Regions from separate parts of the Homo sapiens genome. Here region 2 is linked to region 1. Evidence: chromatin loops called from intact Hi-C (ENCODE). Cell type or tissue: GM12878. All regions are shown on one strand. Links, peaks and the distances in the headings refer to the core of each region. The heading gives the core; the rest is flanking DNA.

Region 1 (10,344 bases), core at 1,389-9,388:
GTGCTGGGATTACAGGCATGAGCCACCACACCCAGCCAGCTTTAGGGTTTTTAAGGTATAGAATCATATCATCCATGAAGACAGATAGTTTCACTTCTTCTTTGCCTATTTGGATGCCTTTTATTTCTTTCTCTTGCCTGATTGCTCTGGCTAGCACTTCTAGTACTATGGTGAATATGAGTGGTAAGAGAAGGCATTCTTGTCTTATTCCAGTTCTCAAGGGAACTTCTCCAGTTTTTGCTTGTTCAGTATGATGTTAGCTGTGGGTTTGTCATAGATGGCTCTTATTATTTGGAATATGTTCCTTTTGAGAGAGGAGCAGTTAGGGGCTGGCTAGGCAGTTAGGGAAGGTCTTTGGAGAAGAACAACACTTATGGGACCACAACTGCACTGCCCGTGTTATGTAGCAAGCAGGTGGAAGTGTGGTGAAGAGCTTCCTCTTATACCAGGATGTTTGCCCAAGAAGGGAGTGTCCCAACTTAGGCACAGGTGCAGTAAATAAACGTAACATCCTTAACTTGACCCAGCTCATTATATATAAGTCATTAACATGACATCTGCATGGTAGTTTCACCCCCCTGCCATGTGGGCTTTTCTGTGATGTTTATGGGTAATAACTAAGATGGAGTAGCTTTGGAGAAGAACACACCTGTGCAGAAAGAAGTGGGACCAGGAAGCAACCAGGACATAGAGGGTTGTGCAAGATGCAAATGAGAAAAACGCCCCTGGAAAGAGGGGACAGAAACCTCTGGGGACAAGCCCATAGGCATCAACCCACTTTCAGGTCACCTGTTGCTGCTGAGAGCTTTTCCTGTCACTTAATAAAAATCTATGCCTTACTTACCCTCTGGTGTCCGTGAACCTCATTCCTCTTGGTCATGGGACAAGAACTTGGAACTCACTGAACTATGGGAGTGAAGGAGCCACAACACCTTGATGCATAGTTTCTTGAGGATTTTTATCATGAAGGGATATTAGATTTTATCAAAAGCTTTTTTGTGTGTCTTTCGAGATGATTATATTGTTTTTGTTTTACTTCTGTTTATGTGCTGAATCACATTTATTGATTTGCACATGTTGAGCTAACTGTGCTTTCTGGGAATGAAGCCTACTTGATCGTAGTAAATTAACTTTTTGATGTGCTGTTGTATTCAGTTTGCTAGTATTTTTGTTCAGGATCTTTGCATCTGTGTTCATCAGGGATATTGACATATAGTTTTCTTTTTCTTTTGTTGTGTCTTTGCCAGGTTTTGGTGTCAGGGTGATGCTGGCTTCATAGAATAATTTAGGAAGGAGTTCTTCCCTGATTTTTTTTTTAATAGTTTCAGTAGAATTGGTACCAGCTCTTCTTTGTATGTCTGTTAGAATTCTGCTGTGGATCCATCTGGTCTGGGGCTTTTATTGGCTTATAGATTTTTTTTATCACTGGTTTCAATTTCAGAACTTGATACCGGTCTATTCAGGATTTCAGTTTCTCCCTGATCCAATCTTAGGAGATTGTGTGTTTCCAGGAATGTGTCCATTTCCTCTTGATTTTCTAGTTTGTGTGCATAGAGGTGTTCATAATAGTCTCTCAGTATCTTTTGTATTTCTGTGGGATTGGTGGTAATATCACCTTTGTCATTTATTTAGAGACAGGGTCTTACCCTTTTGCCCAGGCTGGAATGCAGTGCCATGATCATTGGCTCACTGAGGTCTTGACCTCCCTAGGCTCAGGTAATCCTCCCACTTCAGCCTCCCAAGTAGCTGGGACTACAGGTGCATGCCACCATGCCCAGCTAACTTTTGTAGAGACAGGGTTTCATCATGTTACCCAGGTGGTCTTGAACTCCTGGGCTCAAGTGATCCACCCACCTTGTCCTCCTAAAGTGCTAGGATTACAGGCATGAGCCACCATGCCTGGCCACCTTTGTCATATCTAACTGTGCTTATTTGGATCATCTCTCTTTTTTCTTTGTTAATCTAGGTAGTGGTCTGTGATCTTTTTTATCCTTCAGAAAACCAATTTTTGGTTTTGTTGATTCTTTGTATGGACTTTTGGGTCTGAATTTTGTTTGGTTCTGCTCTGAAATAACTAAAATTTCTTTTCTTCTGCTAGCTTTGGGGTTCTTATTTTTCTAGTTCCTCTGTCTGATGTTAGGTCATTAATTTGAGATTTTTCTAACATTTCAAGTACAGTTTTTGCTGTATCTTAGATATTTTGGTATGTTGTCTATTTTCATTTCTTTCAAAGAATTTTTTGATTTCTGCCTTAATTTTCTTGTTTACCCAAAAGTCCTCTGGGACTAAGTTGTTTAATTTCCATGTAATTGTGTGGTTTTGAGCGATCTTCTTGGCATTTATTTCTGTTTTTATCCCACTATACTTTGAGAGTATGGTTGGTATGATTTTGATTTTTTTTTTAGTTTATTAAGACTTGGTTTATGCCCAGGATGTGGTTGATCTTGGAGTATGTTCCCATGTGCATATAAGAATGTGTCTTGTGGCAAACTAAAGCAGGAACACAAAACCAAATACTGCATATTCTCACTTATAAGTGAGAGTTGAACAATGAGAACACATGGACACAGGGAGGGGAACAGCACACACTGGGGCCTGTAGGCAGGGTCAGGGGCTAGGGGAGGGAGAGCATCAGGAAAAATAGCTAATGCATGCTGAGCTTAATACTTAGGTGATGGGTTGACAGGTGCAGCAAACCACCATGGCACACATTTACCTAGGTAACAAACCTGCACATCCTGCATATGTACCCCAGAACATAAAATAAGAATGTATATTCTGTGGTTGATAGGTGGAAGTATTTTATAGATGTCTATTAGATCCAGTTGGTCAAATGTCAAATGTCAGTTTAGAGTTTCTTTGTTAGTTTTCTACCTTGATGATCTTTCTAATGTTGTCAGTGTGGTGTTGGAGTCTTCCACTATTACTGGGTGGCTGTCTTAAGTCTTTTTGTAGATGTAGAAGTACTTGTTTTATGAATCTTGTTGCCCCAGTGTTGTGTGCATATATATATTTAGGATAGTTACATCTTCTTGTTGAATTGAACCCTTTATCATTATATAATGCCCTTCTTTGTCCTTTTTTTTTTTTTTGCTGTTATTGGTTTAGTCTGTTTTAGCTGATATAAAAATAGCGACCCCTGCTCTTTTGTTTTCCATTGCATGATAGATCTTTTTCCAACCTTTTACTGAGTCTGTGGGTGTCCTTATGTGTGAGATTGGTCTCTTGAAGACAGCAGATGGATAGGTCTTGCTTTTCTAATCCAACTTGCCACTCTGCGCCTTTTAAGTGGGGGCATTTAGATCATTTACATTCAAGATTAATATTGATATGTGAGGTTTTGTGGATCCAGAATTTTAAATGTCTGTTTCCTTCCCTGTGCTGAGAGATATGGCCATGTTATCTTCCTGAGATTGTCTAATATTTCTATTACTTGCTGGGCTAATAATAAAGTACACATTGATACCTGACAAATATTCATCTTTCCTTGCCAACTTTATATATTGCAGAATGTTATAGTAGCCCTATTTGAAGATGGTTGGACTTTCCATCCCTGTCATGGAATGGGGAATATATTCCTAGAAAAGAGTTTTTTTTTTTTTAATTGGGGCCTTATTGGCTTAGAAAAGCACTAACAACTTAAAAGAGGGAAAAAACAACATCTCAGCAGTATAATGAGAAAATTTGGGATCAGAGAAAGATGTTTTGTTTCTATTTTAAGAAATAACAGGATGGCAAAAGACAGATACAGATAAGTTGATCTCTTTTTTTTTTTTTTTTTTTTTTTTGAGACAGAGTCTCCCTCAGTCGCCCAGGCTGGAAAGCAGTGGCTCGATCTCTGCTCACTGCAAGCTCCGCCTCCTGGGTTCACGCCATTCCCCTGCCTCAGCCTCCGGAGTAGCTGGGACTACGGGCGCCCGCCACCACGCCCAGCTAATTTTTTTTGTATTTTTTTTGTAGAGACGGGGTTTCACCATGTTAGCCAGGATGGTCGCAATCTCCTGACCTCGTGATCCGCCCTCCTCGGCCTCCAATAGGCCATTTAAGTGAATATCGAAGCGATGTGCCAGAGAGTGTGTTACTTAAAAAACATCTTAAGGCTGGGCGCGGTGGCTCACGCTTGTAATCCCAGCAGTTTGGGAGGCTGAGGTGGGCGGATCACTTGAGGTTAGGAGTTTGAGACCAGCCTGGCCAACATGGTGAAACCCCGTCTCTACCAAAAATACAAAAATTAGCCAGGCGTGGTGGCAGGCCCTTGTAATCCCAGCTACTCGGGAGGCTGAGGCAAGAGAACTGCTTGAACATGGGAGGCAGAGGTTGCAGTGAGCTGAGATCGTGCCACTGCACTCCAGCCTGGGCGACAGAGCGAGACTCCATCTTAAAAAAAAAAAAAACTTGAATAATTAAATTTTTTGCCTGTCTACCACAAAGAGATGTGACTGCACTGTTAACCACATTGTTGCCAAATGAGTAAAATGTGTAAAAGATTTTAATACCAGTCCTCTTTTATTCATTAAAGTCTTCTTATGGCTCGTTAATTTTAATGGTATAATCTAGTTCTGATTGAAGTGCACCTGAATGCAGTTAGTGCCTCATCAGTCCTGATGAGTTCCAAGTAATTCAGGCCCTGTCTGCAGTGTTCACAAATTGTGTCTATATTTACATCTGTTTCATGCATGTTTGCACGTGTCTTCAGCAGTACAGTTTTTACAAGAGCCCAGTGTCTTCCTTTTTGGCCTCATCTACATTATTTAAAAGAGTTTTCTATTTTCATAATTGCTTTTATGCCAAAAATAAGTTTTATGCAAACAAAGATTTTGTGATGATGCCAAAATTTGGCATTCAGGTTGAAAATAGATACAGCTTATGAGTCAAATACACTTTTGGAGAATAGGGAATCTGATGTATATAGTAAAAAGTAAATGATAATATCAGTTCATTGGATTTCCACTATAACTCGTAAGTTTCATGAAGCTATTAAAAAACTCTTCTTAAATCCTGCTTTTACAGTTTCATAATTACATACCTCAAACTAGGTTTACTCATTTTCAGATATAGATTATGTTTGCAGAATGAATACATGATTAATTATGGTATACCTCTTTAATCCTTCATTTCTGGTGTGGGTGTTTTCACAGCACTCAGATAAGTGATTGGTTGAACATGGTCAAACAGTCTAACCCCTAGGGTGAATAGAGCTTTCTCTGATGGTGCTGAAGGTTTATTCATCAGTTACGATCTCGCTCTTTTTTTTTTTTTTTTAACATGAAGTTTCACTCTTGTTGTCCAGGCTGGAGTGCAGTGGTGCGATCTCGGCTCACTGCAACCTCTGCCTCCTGGGTTCAAGTGATTCTCATGCCTCAGCCTCCCGAGTAGCTGGGATTACAAGCATCTGCCACCACACCCGGATAATTTCTTGTATTTTTAGTAGAGATGAGGTTTCACCATGTTGGCCATGCTCATCTCAAACTCCTGACCTCAGGTTGATCCACCTGCCTCGGCCTCCCAAAGTGCTAGGATTACAGGCATGAGCCACCGCTCCTGGCCCAGTAATGATCTCTTAATTCCCCTTTTTTAGGTTCCATGATAACCATTTGCCTTCTCTGTTAAAAAAAAAAAAGTGTTTTTTATAGAAAGGGTAAAATGAAGTTGGTTCAGCATCCTTTTCTGAATCTTCCAATTCCAATCTTGCCTCCTGGATGGTTCTTTGGTTTCATTTTACAGATGGCTAATCTCCACTATGTGCAGATTTTTCTAGTTTAATTTTTAGATGGAAATCTTATTAACTGACCTTAACTTTTTTTTTGAGGGTTTTGAGGCCCCCTCATGTATTCTGTCTCCCAATAAAATTTTAAGCTCCTGGATAGTTCCCTGCATAGATAAGAAATGAATGACTATCAAATACATTAGATATTCTATCATAACAAAGCTTTTCCCCATTAAAATTGAGTAACAGCTATATATCCTTGATTTGCACTTAAAAATTATGCTTGATTCAATTTTAAATTTCAAAAAGTTGGTATGAAATAGTTTTTGACAATCAAAAGGAATAAAGAAATGTTTTTTCTCTTGGAACTACAGGTGAGAAGAGGAGTTGCTGTTGTGAAAGGGGGAGTCAATTTTGGGAGCAGAAAGGTAGAGCGGGCCAGGTGTGGTGGCTTATGCCTATAAACCTAGCATTTTGGGAGGCTGAGGCGGGAGGATCACTTAAGGTCAGAGTTTAAGACCAGCCTAGGCAATGTAGTGAGACTTCATCTCTATCAAAAAAAAAAAAAAAGTTAAAAATTAGCCAAGCATGGTGGCACATACCTGAAGTCCCAGCCACTCGGGTGGCTGAGGTGGGAGGATTGCTGGAGCCCAGGAGATTGAGCTATGATTGTGCCACTACATTCCAGCCTGGGCAACAGAGTGAGACCTTGTCTCAAAAACAAAACAAAACAAAAAACCAAAAAAAAAAAAAAAAAAAAAAAGGCTGCTTTTACATAGAGCAGGGAGCAGTGGGGAATAAGACACTTGGCTGCCTCCTGGTGCTTACTGTTAATTTGTCCTGTTGTAACTCGACAGAGATGTGATACAACCCTGGCCTGACAGCATGTAATTGCAGGCTCAGGGCTGAATGTTTGGTTTACACAATGAAGTAAGCCACCAAAGTCTATCAAGGTGATAGATGAAAGTGAGGGAAATTTAGAATAGATAATGGAGGAGGTTGAAGATGAGTAGCAGCAATGGGGCTTTAGTTCATACCACTAACCTCCCTCTTCTAAGATGTTCCTTAGGATGTGAGACCCATGGAAGTCATGGAAGAGCTTTTCCCTGAAGTAAATTTGTATGATGCACAGTGGACTGTGGTGGCCATGAAAATATATAACTGAAATTCCCTCTTGCAGGGACCATAATTGACAAATAACCTCAGTTACTGCCCCTCTGGATGAACCATTGTGTTGATGCTGAGGCCAGGCTTCCTGTAGTCTACGTTCAGCTCATAACTGAGTAAAGTCCGTTCTTGCCTTAGGAGATGCAAAACTCTTACAGCAGGTGTGAAGACGGCTGAATCCATTGGCCTAGTTGAACCTTTCTTGGTCTAGGACTTTTCCTACCCCTTCTTGCCGCCTTCCCTCTCAGTCTAGCATACTGATTTGAAAGTATCTACCTCTTCTTATCCTTTCCCACAAAAATCACTTTCGTGTTAAATCCTGTCTTGGTACCTGCTTCTTGGCAGCTCCAAACACAGCTGATATTCTTGTTTAAGTCTCCTGGATTTTTCTTGATACTTTGTCTACTTGTTCTATGGAATTCTAAAAGAGAAATATTGCATATTTGTCTATTTCCTCTTACAGTTCTGTTAGTTTTGGCATCATATATTTTGAAACTTGTTATTAGATGAGCACATATTTAGAATGTTTAAGTCTTAATGAATTTGACATGTGCATAATTATGAAATGCCCCCCTTTATGCTTTTTTTCTGGAGTATACTTTAGTAATAAAATAGAACACTCTTTCTTTTGATTGGTATTTTCATGGTATGTCTTTTTTCATCCTTTTACTTTTTGTGTCTTTATATTTAAAGTGAGTTTCCTGTAGACAGGATATCATTGGTTTTTAACATTTTTTCCGCACCCTAATGGTCTCTGCCTTTTAAGTGGAGTGTTTGGACCAGGGATTGACACAATTTTTTTTTTTTTTTCTGTAAAGAGCCACATACTACATATTTTGAGTTTTGTGGACGATATGGTCTTTGTTGCAATTACTCAGATCTGCCATTGTAGTACAAAAGCAGCCACAGACAATATGTATATGAATGTGTGGCTATGATGAGTCAGATTTTGCCCATAGCTGTAGTTTGTCCTTTTTTTTTTTTTTTTTTTTTTTTTTGAGACGGAGTCTCGCCCTGTTGCCCAGGCTGGAGTGCAGTGGCACAATCTTGGCTCACTGCAATCTCTGCCTCCCAGGTTCAAGGAATTCTCATGCCTCAGCCTCCTGAGTAGCTGAAATTAGAGGCGTGCACCACCATGCCCAGCTAATTTTTGTATTTTTGGTACAGATGGGGTTTGACCATGTTGACCAGGCTGGTCTCAAACTCCAGACCTCAAGCAATCTGCCCACCTCGGTCTCCCAAAGTGCTGGGATTACAAGCATCTGCCATTGTGCCCAGCCAACTATATTTGATGTAATTGTGGATATAGTTGGCTTTCCACAGATATTGTAATTTATTGCACTTATCCCAATGAAAAGAATTGTATTCTTCCTTCATTTGGAATTAATTTATTGATGACTTTAAAGTGTTTTGTCAGAAGATTAATTTTTCCCTCCCCTTTCCTATTAAAATAGAATCAGTTTTCTTTAAAAGTCTTGGAAGGAGAAAAAGGTCTACTTCTATGGTGCAGTATGCTCCCAATAGGCTCATTCTCCTACAGATAAGAACTATAAACTCTGATTAAATTTTTAAAATTATACAAGAACTCTGGAGATTGGAAAAAAGCAGGTAGCTTTTGGAGAGTATTCAAATCTTAGAGGTTGAGATTGCACAAAGTACATTTCATATTTTGCAACATTAGCCTGCATGTGCCATAGATACTGTACAGCACGGAGTGGCTAAGATTCCAGTAGAGAACCAAGCTCTTTTCTGGCCTAGTAAACCAGGAAATGGAGCCTGGAATAAGCATAGCCACCAGAAGGGGGTATTCTAGAGGAGAGACCCAGAGAAGTGGAGGTCCAGGTTCTCTGGATGAACTCTGCTCAAATCTTTACTTGACCCCTGAACTACACATGAATGAAGCAGCTTCAAAACAACCACTGAGGCTTAAGTAACTTAACTGTATATTGAACTTGCAGTCATTGCAGGTGAGACCACAGTTTGAGTCTAATCAAGGTAATTGCCTGCTAAAACAAATACCTCAGTCATTTTTAAAGCAATACGGTAGAACTCAGGTTATACTAAATATAACTTTCTCAATGTCCAGGATACAATCCAAAATTACTTGACAGAGAATGAACTAGGAAAATATGACAAGAAAAAGACAGCCAACAGGTTTACCCAGAGATGAACAAGGTGACCAAAAGATATAACACAAGGACTTTATACCAGCTATTCTAACTGTGCTCAATGAATAAAGGCAAAGATGTTTACAATGAATGAAAAGATGGAATATCTCAGCAGAGAAATAGAATATGTAAAAAAAAAAAAATTTGAGAAGTAAAAGTTACAATATCTGTGATGATAAAAGATCACTGGTTGAGCTCAGTAGCAGAATAGAGAGAACAGAGGTAGAATAGAGAGGTAAGAATTTAGAAACTTAAAGATAGAACAATAGAAATTATTCATTCTGAAGAAAAGGAAATGATTGAATAAACAGAAAAGGGGGGAAATTATTTTTAAAATGGACACTCAGAGTACTGTGGAACAATAGCAGTAGGTCCAGTATATGTCTAATTATGAGTCCTAAAAGAGAGAATGAGGCCGAAAAAAGCATTTGAAGAAATGATAGCCAAAAACTTTCCAAACTTTGTAAAAGATATAAATCAACATAAGAAGCCCAGTGAAACTCAAGTATAAATATGTAGAAAATCACCTAGGCACATTAACTGCTGAAAATCTTATAAGCCGTCAGAAAAATGACACATTACATATAGAAAAACAACTATTTGCATAACCATAAACTTTTCATCAAAAAACATGGAGAATAAAATGGAACAAAGTATTTAGAGTTGAATGAAGAATAAAAAGAATGAAGGAGGGAATTTAATGATTATTGAGCCAGGTAATTAAGTCTATGTTTTTGAAATTGAATTTTATCCCCTTAATGTCTTGTGAAATCCATTTAATGTATTACAATCAGAATTTTTTAAAACTGGAAGAGTTTAAGACAGTATAGAATAAAGTATCAGAGTGCATCTCAGATTGTAAGGGTAACTTCTGTTACATGAAATCTTTATTTGGATTTTACATACATTCACTTGGATATTCATATATGTGTGTACTGGTTTTTTTTTTAAATTTTCTTATTATACTTTAAATTTTAGGGTACATGTGCACAACGTTTAGGTTTGTTACATATGTATACATGTGCCATGTTGGTGTGCTGCACCCATTAACTCGTCATTTAGCATTAGGTATATCTCCTAATGCTATCCCTCCCCCCTCCCGCCACCCCACAACAGTCCCCGGTGTGTGATGTTCCCCTTTCTGTGTCCATGTGTTCTCATTGTTCAATTCCCACCTATGAGTGAGAACATGCGGTGTTTGGTTTTTTGTCCTTGCGATAGTTTGCTGAGAATGATGGTTTCCAGTTTCATCCATGTCCCTACAAAGGACATGAACTCATCATTTTTTATGGCTGCATAGTA
Region 2 (10,344 bases), core at 688-8,687, 76 kb after region 1:
TTATTGCTGTTGTTGCTATTATTGCTATTATTATTATTATTAGTCTTAGTCTTGCTTTCACTCATACCATCACAGGACTCATGTTTTTCCAAAGTACATGTGGTAGATCATGAGAATACCAGTTGCAGGAGAATCTCAAACTCTCTCTCTCTCTGCGTGTGTGTGTGTTTGTGTGTGTGTGTGTGCGTGTGTGTGTGTGTGTGTGTAGAAAGGGAATAATCTAGAAACCAAAGATCAAAAATAATAATCAACAGGTGCTGGAATATTTAAATAAAACTCACAGGAAATAATTGTGCTTAGATTAGGAAATAACTGAATCAAGAACATTTTTACAGTAAAAGATAGTCCGATTTATTATGGTGGTATTACCTTCTTAATTCTTAATCTGCATGCCATGAGTATATCCATAAGACAATTACTGTATGCACAGTATTCCAAATAATAAGGACAATCAGAAAAATACCTAGATGATACAAGTTGTTTCCCATTTATTTTTCTTTTCAAAGCAAAGTAGGTGGTAGGTCACTGTTTGTATACTATATACATTATGTAAATATATTTCTGAATTATGAATAATTTAATAATTAAGATAGACATACTTTTTAAGGGTTTCTCTAAGATTTTTAAATCTTCCTTCAGAGGAAACAGTCTTTTGAAGTTTGTCCATTAGAGCTTTTGTCTAAAAAGAAAAGAAAAAACTTAGTGTGATGAAAATACTATGGTTTAAAAAGACAGTGAATTGCCAAAAGATGTTCAGTTCTCTTCTTTGGTGACAGGTGCTGACACCTTTGCCAGAATAAAGGTCATTGTGTGATAGGATTCTAAGATGTAGAGACAGGGCATTATGTTTACATTTAATGTTAACAACATATGGAGAAGAGGAAGTGCCTGTATCTACACATTTAGCCAAAAAGAGAGCAAAAATGTGTGGAAAGAAACACTGCAACGGATAGAAAACTTAGGCACTTAAAGAACTGACAAGTAGGCCGGGTGCAGTGGGTCACACCTGGAATCCTAGCACTTTGGGAGGCTGAGGCGGGTTGATCACCTGAGGCCAGGAGTTTGAGACCATCCTGGCTAACATGGTGAAACCCCATCTCTATTGAAAGTACAAAAATTAGTCGGGTATGGTGGCATATGCCTGTAATCCCAGCTACTCGGGAGGCTGAGGCAGGAGAATCACTTGAACCCGGGAGGCGGAGGTTGCAGTGAGCCGAGATTGCGCCACTGTATGCCAGCCTGGGCAACAGAGCGAGACTCCATCTCAAAAAAAAAAAAAAAAAAAAAGATTCTATATTCAGCATGTGCTTGTCAATTATTTTTGACAAGTGGAATTTACAGGCGCATGCCACCACATGCGGCTAACTTTTGTACTTTTAGTAGAGACAGAGTTTCACGATGTTGGCCAGGCTGGTCTCAAACTCCTGACCTCGAGTGATCTGCCCGCCTCGGCCTCCCAAAATGTGGGGATTACAGCATGAGTCACTGCACCAGGCCGAATATAGAATCTTAAAGGAGAGGTCTCATGTCAGACAGCTTTTGCGATGAACCCTTTAGAGTGTTAATCTCCAAATGACTAAAGCACATGTTTGGTTACCTTGGTATTGACTAAGCAATGTCCTCTACTACAGATCTTTTCTTTTGTGATCTTCTTCATCCATTTGTTAGAGAAGTATAACTGATAATTACTGAGAAATAACATTGTTGTTGACATTGGTCTGGGGTTTCTTCCATGAACATAGGAGAGTGGTAGGGTGGCCCTTGGGGAGGATAACCCATTCCTGGGAATACCCACATCCAGGCAGCGTGGCTGGGCATGGAGGATCCAGGTCCTGCCTGGAGAAGAACTTGGAATGCCCAGGTTGAGGGTCCTCAAACTACTTTGTCTCACCTGGAGAGGAGCTGCACAGCTTCCTGAGAGGCAAAGGGCTGTCTTCCCAGTTCTGGTGTCTGAGGGCTCTTAGAGATGGCATGCTTGGTCCAGGGCTAACCTTGCTCAAAAAAGTTTCAAAAGTACAACCTGTCCTACAGCAACAGACCAGTCTGTGGGTTCCAGAGTGCAGATTATCAGGCCTGCTGAACAACTCCCCGGCTGATCTCAGATGCAGAGAAGGGACAGCTGTACAGCGGATGTTGTCATCAAAGGTGTCTGAAGCAGGGTATATCTGCAACCAGGCCCTACCTACCATGACTGGAGTAAGGCGCTTGGCTCTAGAGACAGCCTCTCTGGGGGACAGTCCACTAGCCCATGCTAAGGCCACTGTGAGTGACCTATAATGTGACTGAAATGCTAATATTTTATTTAGAGCCTCTACAGATGGTATATTCAAATTTTGAAACAATCATTTCAATATTAGTCTCATCATCTCTATTTCATGATCAGTTCGGTTATTCCTAAACCAGCATCCTATCAAAGACAAGAATATCACTTAACTACGGAGTGGGCCTGGAAACTTTAAGATTTAGGGATCCCTTGGTGATAGCTGGTGATCCCTAGAAAGCTGGTGAAATCTGGATAAGACTGGTGGATTGCACCAATGTTCATTTCCTAGTTGTGATACTGTCTGTAGTAGTGCAAGATGCTGCTGTTGGGGGAAACTGGGTGTAAGGTGCAGGGAATCCCCGCGTTATTTCTTACAACTGCATGTGAAGCTATAATCATCTCAAAACAAAAGTTTGTTTTTTTGTTTTTTTGTTTTTAACCAGTATTTTTAAAAACTGTGGCTTTTATTTACCAGGTCCATTGTTGACAGAAAAGAGGACTTTTGAGTTCTAAGGGGCCAAATTTGGGATTCTCAGAGCACTGCATTTTTACTCTGAGAAAGGTAAGATAAAAGATAGGACTTAGGCTTGGTTTCCTGCCACATGGAGAAATTAAATTGTTCTCCTATGCTAAAGGGAAAAGCTTGGAGGGCAAAATGAAGATGGAAAAGAAATAATGAGTGTCTCTGAGAGGGGCTTAAATCCTCAGAGTAGGGTGATAAAATGAGACAGTTTTTAGGCCATGTCAGCAGAACATACCTAGATCTTCCGGTCTGGGACCCTGGAGGTGGCACTCTGTAGATTCCCCTCACCAACTCTGGGTGTTCACAGCAAGGCAGGGGAGGGTTAGGCAGAGAGGGCCTGATGTAGACCCTTCTATTCTCTGGCACCAATGGGACGTGAGAGCCTGGAAACTTCCCCTGAGGCCCTTTGAGGCCCTTTCCCCCTCGCCCCTGAGACGAGGTCAGCCAGGCTCCCTGGGTGCAATCACCATGCATTGTTCCCAGGCAGGGCAAGCAGGCCAGGTGACACCAGGTACAGGCAATTCACAGCAGCCTGTACCCAATGAATCATCAGCAAAGAATGACCACAGGAGGCCAGAGGAGCAGACAGGTGCCCAAAAGCCCAGAGATGCCCTCCAAGGCACCCAACACCCAGGGAGAAGGCCAGGAGAAAGGGCAGGGGAAGAATCATGATTTAGTTTGAATCTTGAAATTATCTGAGTGAAAATGACAGGCATAGGCAAGCTGAGATTAATGAAAGAAAATGAAAATTGTATTTCTGCACATCTAAATTATTATGCCAAAACTTTACATCTACTACAGGAATGAGCAAGAGAAAGGTGAAAAATGAGGCCTTTTGTCCCTGGCTTTTGGCCCCACAGAGTTTGCACCCTCACTCTGGGAGAGAAAGAATGGACCCACTGGACATAAGTGTGCTTGCTCAAAATCAATGTACCCTCCGAAATAATTCAGGAAACAACTCTTGACTGACAACCACATTGTTTGTGGCTGTCCCCCAAAATGCTTTAATGAATGTTTTAGAAATGCACATGAATGAAATCAATTAAGTGGTAAGAGCCCTGTAATTACCCATGTTGGCACCTTTCTTTGGCAACTGAGCGGCTCATTTCAGTTAATGATTTCCTAATTAGTAATATTTAACTTGGCTCCCATCTCCCAGCCTCTCCTCCTCTTAGCAGCAGGCTGTGTCACACGCTGAGGCTCACCTGCTTAGAGACCTTGGCCCAGGTTTTCTTCAGCCTGTAGATGGCACTTCTGTTTAAGGCCGAGGTGATCTCCAGCACGCCGTTGTAGTTGTGCAGGCATCGGCAGATGTCCGCCACTGCCACCCATTTCTCGATGGCGTTGGCACGGGAGCTGACATCAGCATAGTTCATTATCTGGGAGGCCACCAGGTTACTCATCTGAGACAATCAAAAAGCCCCGAAAGGCAGTCTAAGAGCCCCAAGCAGTGCATTTAGGCAAAATATGTAAATTATCTGCAGACCTGTCAGGAAGGCAGGGTGTTGAGTAGCTTGAAGATCATATTCTACATTTAGATACCAACTTTCTAAAGAGACTAAAGTCTATAAGAATAAACTAATGAGCATCTGTTTGTCCTTTGAGTGAACACAGGGGTTATCTGGATTCCCGCTTGTTGAGGGAAGAGATGATTTTGTTCCTCAGCAATTTTGATGGTGTCATTTCTAATAATTACTGAGGAAATGGGACAGAATAACCTAACGCCTGCGGAAAGGCAATGTCTGTAGATCATGGATGTCACTCCCTGGGGCCTTTCCCTTTACTCCTTGGCCCCCAACAGTGTGTGATTACTCACTCTGAGAAGCCACAGTTATCACAGAGAAAGAAAAAAACACTTGCCCCCAGTTAGATCAAATTCTGAGCTGATTAACTCTCAAACCAGAATCACTTGGCTGCAAGGAAAAGAACATTTTCTTCATCTTATTCTTCACCAGCAGTTAAAAGGACCTATAGTTTTGAGGCTAAGTACCGTAATTTTATTACTTAAAGCCAGTTTAAGAAGCTCAGCTCTTGTAATATGGAGAGGAAAAAAAAAGTGAAATGAGATTACCGTATTAACAAAGGGAATATAGGGCGTGTAATCTTATATCCATACACCAAGTCTGATGGATTCACCCATTCTTTGATGATTCTGAAGACACTTAAGATCTCATAGTGCCTCAACACCATCACTGTGGAAATTCGCTAAAGCACCTACTGCAGTGCTGTTCACTGAGTGCCTGCGCATCCTTAGCGTGAGGAGAGGAATTATTTGGAATCCAGTTTGTCCTGGGAAGAAGTGGTTTTGTTAATCAGTAATTTCGATGAAGAAGTTCTTGCCAATAACTATTGAGGAAATGGGATAGAATAGATTCTTTTAGGTGCTGGGAACAGAAAGACAAATAAATCCATCCCTGACCTTAAGGCAATCTGAGCCTAGGTAGGTGGGAAGGGGAGGGTCGCAGATACATAAACAGGTAAATGCCATGCAGCGAAACACAAAGTTGAGTCTATTCACGGTGGGGTTTGGGAATACACAGGCAGCATGGGGCATCTGGTCTAGTACAGAGGAGGCTTCTAGGAAGAGGTCACGCCTGCACTGAGTCTTTTTTTTTTTTTTTTCTGGAGACAGGATCTTGCTCTATTGCCCCAGGTGGAATACAGTGGCATGATTACAGCTCACCGGAGCCTCGATGTCCAGGGCTCAAGCGATCCTCTCACCTCAGCCTCCCAAGTAGCTGGGACCACAGGTGTGCACTACCATGCCTGGCTAATTTTTTGTATTTATAAAGACAGGGTCTCACTATGTTGCCCAGGCTGGTCTTGAACTCCTGGGCTAAAGCAATCCTCCCAGCTCGGCCTCCCAAAGTGCTGGGATTACAGGTGTGAGCTACAGTCTCCAGCCTTGCATTGAGTCTTAAAGGATCTAAGTATGAGAGCAAGGGGACAGAGGTGGGAGGGATGGTGTAATGGAGGACCTGGCAGCCATCTGAGGGGCACAAGGACTGGGAGAGGCAAGGGTGACAGATGGGCTGTGCTCTTGTATGACAGGTTGGGACCATATCCCTAAGGTAAGGGGAAGCCACTGACAGATTTTTGTCAAAGGGAGGTAGATAATTAGATTGACCTTTCAGAGAAGTCATTCCTGTGCCACTGCATGCAGGATGGTTTAAGGTACATGGCTGTGCTTTGGTCTAGGATAGGCCAAGGTGGACATCCGGGCCAGAGGGACTCAGTGAGTTTAGAGCACAGGTGTATAACTCCACTTGTGATCACAGCCATGTAGCCATAACACGGAAGGCCATCACTTGGCTCTAAGCCACTATTGTCTGTAAAAGGTATAATTGCCCTGTTGACACTGTACAGGAGCTCATGCCCAGAGAAAGAGTTAAGCTGCTGACCCTGAAGGCAAGTGAGAGCTGGCCACACAGCTGTGCGCGGGAGCGACTGGCTCAAGCAGCTGAGACAGAAGAGACAGCGTAAGAGAGCTGCTGATGAAAGAGCTGCTAATGAGACAGCTGCTGATGAGAGCGCCCGCTGAACAAAATCATCTTTCACCTACCTACGGCCCCCTACGTGTTCTTTCAGGCATCCACCCACTCCCCTCAGACCTCAGCATGGGCTGGAACCTGACTCTGAACCTAACAGATGGATTGGAGGGCAGTGAGGTTGCAGGGGAGAGATGAGTCAGGAGCTCCTGGAGAGACAAGGTAAAAGGCCACATCAAGGTGGTGGCAGCGGGGAAGGCAGGGTGGGGAAGAGCCTGAGATATATGTAGATTTAGAGTTTGCAAATATGTTGGGCAGTGGTAAGGGTGAGCTGGTAAGGGAGAAGATGACGTCTAGATCCTGTGCTTGGGTGAGTGAGTGTATGGTGAGGCCACTACCCAAGACTGAGAACAGAGAGGACAATGAAGAAGCAGGCTTGGCGGCTCTGGGGTGCAGATGAAAGGTTCCATCTGTAATTGTCAAGAATGCAATGTAGCAGTCGTCCCAGCAGAGGAGACATGTGGGTCTGGAGCCTGGGATCGAACCTCTCTTTGAGTGTCCATTATATCCCCTGTGTTGGTTCACCACAGGTAACAGAGGTTTGCTTCCCACAGCAGGGAATCTGTTTCTCAGGGCAGGCACTAGATGGGCCATGCCCTTGTCCTTTAGGCAGCAGCGGCACTGAAGCTCATTGTGTGGTAGCATTCACACAGCATCCACGTGCTTTGGGGAAAGCCTGCATGAAACACTGTCTTGGGAATCTAAACTGTCATTTTTGCATTTTGATTCTAGATCACTTATTAATTTACCTATGGGGTTCCTGGTAGTTTGTTGTTGTTGTTTTTAAAATCGTTATTCCTTTTACTATAGTTTAGTGAAACTGGAAGGGGAGGCTTCCCGTTGCCTGGATAGGCCAGAAGACACTCCCACACCTGTTACTTGTTCTACCACAGGACTAAGACTATGAGAACAGCACTAAGGAAGAGCGGGGAGGTATAAAAGCATCTCCCAATCTTACCGCTGGGGAAAAGCAGAGCTGTAAGATGGACTGACAGCTGGCCACTGCTGCACAGAACTATAGCAACAATGTGATTATGCTCCAAGAGGCCCCTTCCAACCCTGGAATGTAATTCAGGCTGAACGTTCAGTAATGATGAGGACTTGCACCAACCCAGCCTTACCGTGACCAACACCACCAGGGGCCAGTGACACATGTACTGCTCACTCTGTTAGTCAATATATGAACAGGAAGTAGTGATAATCATGATAAAAATAGGATCAGCAACCTGTACATTATTGAGCACTGGGTACCATCAAAGGTGAACCTTTTATGTCAGGAAGTTAATTGGACATTATTACATTACTGTGAGCTCTTAGAGATTTAAGCTTGTCGTCAATATCCCATCAATTCTGTTTAAAAGTGGGTGGCAGGCCAGGTGCGGTGGCTCACGCCTGTAATCCCAACACTTTGGGAGGCTGAGGCAGGCAGATTGCCTGAGGTCAGGAGTTCGAGACCAGTCTGGCCGACATGGTGAAACCCCTTTACTAAAAATACAAAAATATTAGCCAGGCATGATGGCATGCACCTGTAATCCCAGCTACTCGGGAGGCTGAGGCAGGGGAATTGCTTGAACCAGGGAGGTGGAGGTTGCAGTGAGCTGAGATCACGCCATTGCACTCCAGCCTGGGCGACAGAGCGAGACTCTGTCTCAAAAAAAAAAAAAAAAAAAAAAAAAAAAAAAAAAAGTGGGTGACAGAGTTGCTTTGTTTTAGAGGAGTCTTTAGACCCCAATATCCATCTTCTTGTGACACGCCCACGGTTTTACTGTTACGGTTACTCACGTCATTGAAGTGTTGGCTGGTTTTCATAATGTAAGGAGTTCTTTCGTTTTTATCCAGCTTCATCCACCCCTGCCCAAGAAACTCCCTGGAAGTTCAAAACAAAACACAAAACCAATTAAGTTTTTAAAAATATGGTGGCTATGATCCTGGACAGTTGTCACGAATATTAGAAAAATTCCATTTGACATGGCCTAGAATGGTTCCTGACACCTGCTGCTGCCAGCCTCACAAGTGAATTTTACCTCGGCTGTTGCAGTTTACCTCTCAATGCCAAAAAGGAAGATTCTTCAGCTTCCAGCTTTCTCTTATAAATGTTTGGAACTGTGTCCCTATTAGGATCCTATAAAGCCTTCTCTGAAGTTGGAAAACAAGAACCAACACAAGGGAAATAAAGAGGTTAAGTACTACCTTAGAAATCAAGACTATTTTCCCAGGATTAGCTTTTAAAAACATTAAGCCTTAGCAGAGGGTCCAAAAATTTCATCACTACCAAAAATGTTAGTCAGAAGCAGAATTTTCTCCCTCCACTCTGCGCTGCCTGCCATTCTCCTGGAGGATGCAGATTTCAAAGGCAGGGATTGCGTTTTGTTCTCCCCAGCGCTCAGGAGGGCGCAGGTGGTCAGGGCTGAAAAGCGCTCCTTTTAGGCTTGTACCGCATGTTGCCCTGACCAGGCAGTTCAGCGGGGCAGAAGCTCCACCTGGTCAGATGGGCTGTCTTCAGGGCAGCATTCCTGATCATTCACTTCATTCCTGAGCAGGTCACCAGACACAGCAAGAAACAAGGGACAAGTGAGATGCAGCATACAGGAATTATTTTGTATAGTCATTAAAAACACTCGAAATTACTCTGATACTCAGGTTGACTAAGTCCCTGGGCAGGGTTCTTTGTCCCTTGCTGTTGTTGGTCCTGCTCCCATCCTGCAGAGTGCTGGACACAGAGGCGTGCCAGTTCCATGGATGGAAACAACTGGTAGATACTCACACAGGAACTGAGGGGACAGACATACACACAACCTGCCTTAGGAATAATGTCAACTTCTAAGACAGCTAGAGCAGCCGAGCCCTGCTGCTGTGGGGGGTGGCACTCACTCGTAGGGAATGCTTCTGAAAATGACATGGTCCAGGAGGGTGATCTGTTCTGCCAGCTCCATGGCCGACAAGGACTCAAAGCATTCGGCCTTCATGCAGTCAGTCTGCAAGAGATGAGGGAGGGAAATGAAACACCCAGGAGAGGGCGCCTGCCATCTCATTGCAGGTCAGTGAGGCAGACAGCTGCATGTGTGGAAGCATGAAGTTCACCACTAAATTCTAACTATGAAAAAAATGGCAGAAAGCTAAAAGTATCAAAGCCAACATGAATATCTTAGACCAACTGCTAGACCCCACACCAAATGTGGTTCATCTCACAGAGCTTCACAGATAGGACAGAGGGCCTAATACTACAACACTCCTTGATCGGTTACAAGCATATTGCTCGCCTTGGAGAGGTAGTTTGCACATAGTTGTGCTAGATAAAAATGTGGTCAGACTTACCATTTGAATTATATCCTCTAATTTTAGGTGGATGTCATCTTGGTCATCTTGTGAAAGGGCCCTGAAAAAGATATCAAATTATCCTCCATGAAAGAAAAAATAGACAACCTAGGAACAAAACTACAAATGCAGTTTGGTTTTCCCTGGATGGGAGGTCTGAGGATTTGGGTCTACAAGGCCATGCAGCACAACCAACTGCTGAGCTGGAGATGAGCAATCCCCAAACAGAAAACATGCTCAAGGCATGAGAGAATCATCAGGACAGCTGATTTAGAACAAAAAGGCAACCTGTTACATACAAGGTTGTAAATGAAACAACCACCGTCACAGTGAGTCTGAGGGTGAGCTGGGTGAGCTCTGAGTTACCATCCATAATGTAAAATGGAGCATCCTCTAATGCTATCAGCCAGTTGGACTCCTAGGCCTGAGTGCCCTCCTCCCCACACCTCTATCCCCTACCGTGGGCTTTCCCTGCCCTCACAGAGGCAGGAGACGCAGGGCCACCCCTTTCTCAAGCTTACGTAGACCAGAAGCACAGGGGGTTCCTATGTGGCAAGACTCTGAACAATGCCAGGCAGGAGCCAGCAGATAGCTTCTTCCCCCTTGCATTCCAGATGGACTTTCCTCAGACACTTTTGGCCCTGAATCTCATACATGTTATTCAGCTCTCAATAAATATCTTTTAAAAAAATAAA

The links. A loop is a pair of places that touch in the nucleus more often than their neighbours do. Peaks named below come from ENCODE experiments on the same cell type or tissue, not always from the same donor. Only the 100,000 strongest peaks of a DNase experiment are listed, where the experiment ranks them.
Region 2: it touches region 1 in a loop (2.8-fold over the local background); 7 of 110 quality-filtered maps call a loop at or near these places.

What each region holds. Positions count from the first base shown.
Region 1 is chr5:81,282,439-81,292,782 of GRCh38, reverse strand. The region is part of intron 1 of CKMT2-AS1 (CKMT2 antisense RNA 1); the gene reads left to right. Among named protein-coding and RNA genes, the nearest start is that of CKMT2-AS1, 14 kb to the left of the region's middle. RefSeq lists a silencer at 766-966. In GM12878, for the core only: no CTCF peak of the experiment used is centred there; no DNase peak of the experiment used is centred there; H3K27ac peaks cover 474 bases.
Region 2 is chr5:81,206,211-81,216,554 of GRCh38, reverse strand. RASGRF2 (Ras protein specific guanine nucleotide releasing factor 2) reads right to left here. Exons shown (of 27, transcript NM_006909.3): 20 at 9,650-9,710; 21 at 9,206-9,309; 22 at 8,117-8,201; 23 at 3,992-4,189; 24 at 600-679. It overlaps LOC124901017 (a long non-coding RNA gene), which reads left to right and starts at 5,617. Exons shown (of 2, transcript XR_007058842.1): 1 at 5,617-6,496; 2 at 7,145-10,344. RefSeq lists an enhancer at 3,958-4,017. In GM12878, for the core only: a CTCF peak has its summit at 4,031 (motif pointing right); DNase peaks (open chromatin) are centred at 4,044 and 6,562.